2 separate regions of the Homo sapiens genome follow, and region 2 is linked to region 1. Evidence: chromatin loops called from intact Hi-C (ENCODE). Cell type or tissue: PC-3. All regions are shown on one strand. Links, peaks and the distances in the headings refer to the core of each region. The heading gives the core; the rest is flanking DNA. Region 1 has its middle 200 kb from the start of LINC02344. Region 2 has its middle 120 kb from the start of LINC02344.

Region 1 (2,921 bases), core at 283-2,782:
GTTTCCATTATCTTTTTCTTCTGTTTCCTGGTATGCCCAGAAATTCTTTATGAAATGTTGTCTTTGTTTATGAAAAAAAAAAAAATACTGGGCTCTGAGTGGTGTTTTTTACTTTATGGAAGTATTTGTAGGATTTACTTTTGCTTCTATTAGGAAGCTAGGCTAAGGGCAGAGCACCTTAATCTAATATGGAAGTGAGATTATTTCAAACTGGTTTTTAGACTTTGTTAGGTCTCGTCTATTTCAGGTTCTTTCTTACTCCTGAGGTGACCCTTTCTGTGTCCCAGCTAAAAGCCGAGGTGTTAGGCCTTCCCTCTTTCGTGGGCCCTGAACTCGCATTTTTATTTTCTCAATCAGTGGACTCCTGAAAGCAATCTCTTCTCAGCTTCTCTGCTTCTTAGTTGCCATTATCTGTGTAACTTCTCAGCCTCTGAAACAACTTCCAAATTGATGAATAAGGTAAGGGGAAAAAGAGAGTCAAATATGGGCAGAATTTTCTGCACCCTTCTTCGGGATCTTGCCCTCTCAAGATCCTTTTTGTATTTTACTCAGATTTCCCTAGTTCTTCACGGTTCAGAGGCGGGGTCATTTTTTTTTAAATCCTCGTAATCTGAGAGTCTTTATGCTAATAAAGATAGGCTCATTTTTCTGAACTAGTGTCAATACTTTTTGTTTCTAAACATCAGAAGCAACACAGAAGACATGGAAGTGACTTTCCGTCTTAATTCCAGAGGTGTTTGTGGGGCCTCCTGGCAGTGGTACCCCCTTGCCACAGATGGGTTCCTAGGCAATGCCCTAGTTCTCTTTAGAGTTGGCCTGACTCTGTCTTCTGTATGGGGAAGCACCCTCTGTTCCTTTTGCTGAGAGATCAGGGTAGTTCTGTTTCCAGGCGAGCTAAACATGACTATGCTGTAGCTGTAAATTCAGTCTGTCACCTTTGGTACTCTTAAAATACAAGCATATGTTCTAGTCAGGCAAGAAGAAATACATCTTTTCTTTTCTTTTCCTTGTTGGTTTTTTAATTTTTTTTTTATGCCAGTAAAGAAATATACACTTCCCGGCCAAGCCCGAGAGTGGATTTGATTTTTTACCGTAATTTCAAGGAATAATTATATAAAACATTGCCCACAGGTCTGTGAGTGTACTGTAGAAAGATCGAATGATCAGGACTTAATCCAAGACCCCTCACTTTCTGCATGGGTGTAATTGAGCGTTATTTAACTTTTCTGAGCCTCAGTTTCCCTAAAGTGTCAAATAAGATACCTACTTGCCAAGACTGGGTTTTAATAAGATTGTTTGTAAAATGTCTGATACATAGTGGGTTCTTTATTGTTTTTAAAATTATTTATACAAACAGTTTTAACTTCAAGGGGGAATGTTAGTCATAACTTGTCTGCGTAGCAGCAGTATTTCGGAAACCACAACATTTCCAGATTTCTGCTCATCACTTAGTTTGTTTTATTCAGTAAACACTGATTGGACTCCCACTAAATGCTGAATGCTGCACTAGGACGCAAAACCAATGAAACAATAACCTTTCTCACAGCTATGTAAACAACTTGTTCATTTTATTGAAAGCCGTGCTCAGAACTGTTCTGGAAGTTTACTCATCTGTAGTGCTCAAGTCGTGGTATTTGCTCTCTTGCTGCTATTTAATGAATCCTGAAATTGTTTTTGTAACCTAAAATAAAATTTTTACTATGATAAAATAACCTAAAAGAAAATCTGATTAAAAAGTTTATTTAATGTGGAATAAAATTTAAAGCAGCTCTAATATGAATAGCAAGGGAATTTTGTTACTAACAAACCGATAGAACAATATAATGAGGCAGTTTCACTAAGACTGTATGACAAAATGGAACCTGAACTCTGCTCCAGTGTATTAATAATTAGTGTGACTTTTACAGAGATTGGAGTATAGGCTGTTATCAGACATCACAGGGAAGTTCTGTTCAGTAAGCTGGCAGAAGCAATTTCTTCTTTCTTTAAAGAGGAAAACCAGGTGGTTTTACAGTTGAGTGTTCGTTAAAAGAGGTATCTACCAGTTTTTCCCTTTTAATTCTGCTTTTCAGATTGTGCTAGCCCAGAGAGAGTTATAAATCCCTTGAATATAAGACATTGACTTCAGTTTTTATTGTCACCTCTCATATACATCCCTAATGTTTATCTAATTTTTATCTTACCAAGACAGCATAATCATTATGCAGTAAATATAGACTGAGTAATATTACAACATTCTCAGATTCAGGAGACTCTCCCATGATGGGAAAATATATTTCAGAATCAAATACTCTTATTTCCTAAGCTTCGTTTTCTTTATTATTTTTTATTAGTTTTCATTTTCCTAACTTATAGAATAAACAAATGCAGTTTGGAACAATTAAAAAGTTTCTTACAGTTATTGATGATAAAACAGTCCAAATGATGTTACACTAAATTTCATAAATTCCTGGCTTTAAAAATACGTATGATGTAATGGCATGTTAAATAATGGCCAGCACAATTTAGTTGTCTTATTTGCCATTTCTGTTTTGCTTCACCATTTTACCATTTTATTTTCCACCTTTGAGTCTTCAGTACTCTTAACTGTATCACTGAGGATTGACAATCCTATATATTTAATTTATTTACATGCACACACGGAAAATGGAATGTCACATCTAGAGTAGCTTTCCCATAACCCAGCTCTATTCATGTCCCCCAAATCACTGATGCTCTTATTCCAGATCATGATGAGGACCAACTGGGGTGTAAGCCTGACCTCTGTGTGTTCTATAAGGGATCACTCAGTCCTCTTCCATTCCAATAATTTAAGTATAGATTTTCGGACTGCCATCTCGCCTTGTATAATATGCTTAGATGGAATCAGTAAAACAAATGTGCCTTTTATTTCCCTGAATGGGATTATTGTAAAGAAACAA
Region 2 (2,921 bases), core at 182-2,681, 83 kb after region 1:
GATCTGATACTTGATTATTCCCTTCTGTCCTTCAGCCTGGCTTCACTTCTGGGTGTAAAAGGTAATATGGGGCATCAGCCTGTCTTAGCCCCACCTCCCCTGACTTCCTTTTGTGTTAGAGAACTATACATAAGGGGACTCCCTGCCTCTCTCAAATTCTCTTAGTACTGGTTTTCCTGGTCAAAGGATAATGGATAGACTTTCCACTATCGTGACACTTACTTTTGGAGATGGTTGCATCCTGTTCAGAGTCTGAGGCTTGTGTCTGCTCTCAGCATCCTCCTGTTGGCAGACCTTTCCACCATAAATGGCTTCTGTGTGTCACAGTCTGTGGTTTAGGCTTATGGCCATATTCTGGTTTTATTGTTGTTGGAGACTTTTTCCCTCCTGTTTTCCATTATGTTCCTGGGCTTTAAGCAACTGGGGTGAATTAAAAGTTCCTTTACTTACATATCTTTGAACAAAAGCCAGCCAAATCCTTCTGGACAGTTGGGAATATGTCTTTTATTCTCTGCCTTCCCAGAGTGTAGGCCAGGGCCTGGTGCAGAGTAAGTATCTACTGAGTCACCAATCTTCTCAATTTTCCTTATTAAACATTTCCTTGCCTCTTCTACTCTCACACATGCTGCCATCATCTCTTCTCTGAATGTCTGCAACAGCTTCCACACTGGCCTCCTCTAATCTGGCCTTGCTCCCCTTCATTCGTTTTCTACTTTTAGCAAAATGATCTGATTATATCACAAATCTAAGCATGCCACTCTCTTGCATAGAACTTTTCAACAGGAGCTCTATATTCTTAGGATAAGCTCTAGAGCCAACCACATAATAGTCATTCAATAAATATCTGTTAAATGAAAGATTATAGGGAATCAGAAGCCTCAGGTCGTAAGAAAGAGCTCAGACAGGCCACTGAGTTATCGTATCTCCTTTGGCAATTTATTAAATCTTTTTTTGCCTCAATTTTTCTGTCTATAAGTAACTGCCTATGGTGATAAAGCAAAACTAAAATAGTGGATGAATATGTTAGTTCATGTCTTCCAAGAGTAGATACGAAGATAGGATTAGATGTGCAAGAGATTTCTTAGGGAAGGTAGAAAGGAAAGTTGGGAAGAGCCTCCAGACTGCAATGGATGCCTGACACTCATGGAAGGAGGGAGAGAAGGAGGGTTTTCAGACCACAGTGCAGTTCCAAGAAAGCTTAGCCTGATCAGTGGAGATTCCCAGAGCCAAACCCACCTATAGGAAGTGTCCCACCTCTCACTGGAAACAGTCTGTATCAGTCCTCCTGCCAAGTTCATTCACTGGGCAGGAGCAGCCTGCAGGAAGTGTGTTCTTCACATCAGGAGGATGACGGATTGACAGAGGCAGAAGCACCCTGTAGCAAAATATCTGAACAGTGCATTCTCATAGCCTCCACAAGTAGAAAGCCCTTTGAGTTGTTAGGAGATGAGACATTAAGTAAACACACACACACAAAAATCATCTTTCCATTATTCAAGGACTGTCTGTTTAGCTTGTGGGTCTCACATCACGAACTATCAGTTTTACTTTTTAAGCCTTTTCTTTCTGCTATGTACCTTTTATCTCTTCACTACTCATCAGCACCTTTGTGCAGAAGTTGCAAGAATAGAGAAGCAACAACTCAGACCATTCTTTTCAAATGCTGAATTAGCAGGGCCCCAAATCCTCCCTGTTACACACTCTTTTTTAAAAACATTTTTCATGTTTGGAGAATGTTTTTATCTTCTTTTTAAAATGGTAGCATGCAGCAATGTGTTTTGTCTAAAAATGTTGTTAAACTATGTTTTGGTCAATAATAGTTTTAAAGGCCTAGACTTCCATTTACACAGATAAAAGAGTGGCTCTATGTTATTATTACTATCTCATATACTTCATCTCTTATTGGGATTTCCTTAAACAACTGGCTTTTCTGTGGCTTTCAAATTCAAAATGAAAAAGGATGCTAAAAAAGAAAAGCCAACATCACCAGTGTTTTCTCTATACTTGAAAGAAAACATGTTCTTAAGAGTCATTTTTATTTCTTAAAGCACTTAGGATTTATTCATGAAGTTACTTGAGCTGGTGCCAGAGAAAGGAATAGACCATCCAACATCTGACATTTTCCAGGGCGATGTGTCCAGAACTTGGTGACCCAGTTATTCTCTATTGGCGTATATTCAGCTGAACAAGCCAGGGACCAAGAGGCATGAGGCTTATGAAGCATAGCATGTTTTGTTGTTGTTTTTGTTTGTTTGGTTTTTAGCCAAAAACTACTCTTATAAAGAAAATGAAGCATTAAATAAAATGTGTCACTACAATCTTGTATAATCTTGAAAGCTGGCACTATTGAGCTATGAAAACAAGACTAAAGGCCAAGGCAAATATGCCTATGAAATACTCAAACCCAGTGGGATGTTGCCCAAGGAGGCCTGCCACATGGTAATACCCAACCCAAGCTCTTGATTTGGATTTCTTGCTATGCACACCTAAAAGTGAGGTGGCAGCTGTGATTACTGAAGGACAAAATTGGAATGTAATAGAATGACCCTTTCCCATAGTTTCTTTAATGTCAGGCAATATATTTTAAAGTTAGAAATGAAACTGAATATAATAGTTGAAGAAAAGACATTTTCATGTTGATATACATCGCTGTTCCAGGTTACTCATTTGTTTATTATGCATAGATTTAGCATATCAGGTGCCCAGTCTAGGCCTCCATGTTATGGATGAGAGATGGTACACAAGTTTTTAGCTTAATCTTTACATTTTTATGAGGTCTATATTACTACCTCCATTTTATATGTAAGGAATCTAAATTTCAGACAATGGAGAAGAGTTGCCTAAGCGCATATAACTAGTAAGAGTTGGATTCAAGACTCAAACCCAATGAATCTAATTCAGAAACTCAAGTCTTTCTAATA

The links. Peaks named below come from ENCODE experiments on the same cell type or tissue, not always from the same donor. Only the 100,000 strongest peaks of a DNase experiment are listed, where the experiment ranks them.
Region 2: a loop joins it to region 1, with 5 times the contacts of the local background. A loop is called at or near these places in 8 of 110 quality-filtered maps.

The regions. Positions count from the first base shown.
Region 1 is chr13:33,535,800-33,538,720 of GRCh38, reverse strand. It overlaps a transcript of STARD13 not described here. Among named protein-coding and RNA genes, the nearest start is that of LINC02344, 200 kb to the right of the region's middle. In PC-3, for the core only: no CTCF peak of the experiment used is centred there; a DNase peak (open chromatin) is centred at 1,500; H3K4me3 peaks cover 1,128 bases; H3K27ac peaks cover 2,500 bases.
Region 2 is chr13:33,452,561-33,455,481 of GRCh38, reverse strand. It overlaps a transcript of STARD13 not described here. Among named protein-coding and RNA genes, the nearest start is that of LINC02344, 120 kb to the right of the region's middle. In PC-3, for the core only: no CTCF peak of the experiment used is centred there; a DNase peak (open chromatin) is centred at 1,411; H3K27ac peaks cover 1,664 bases.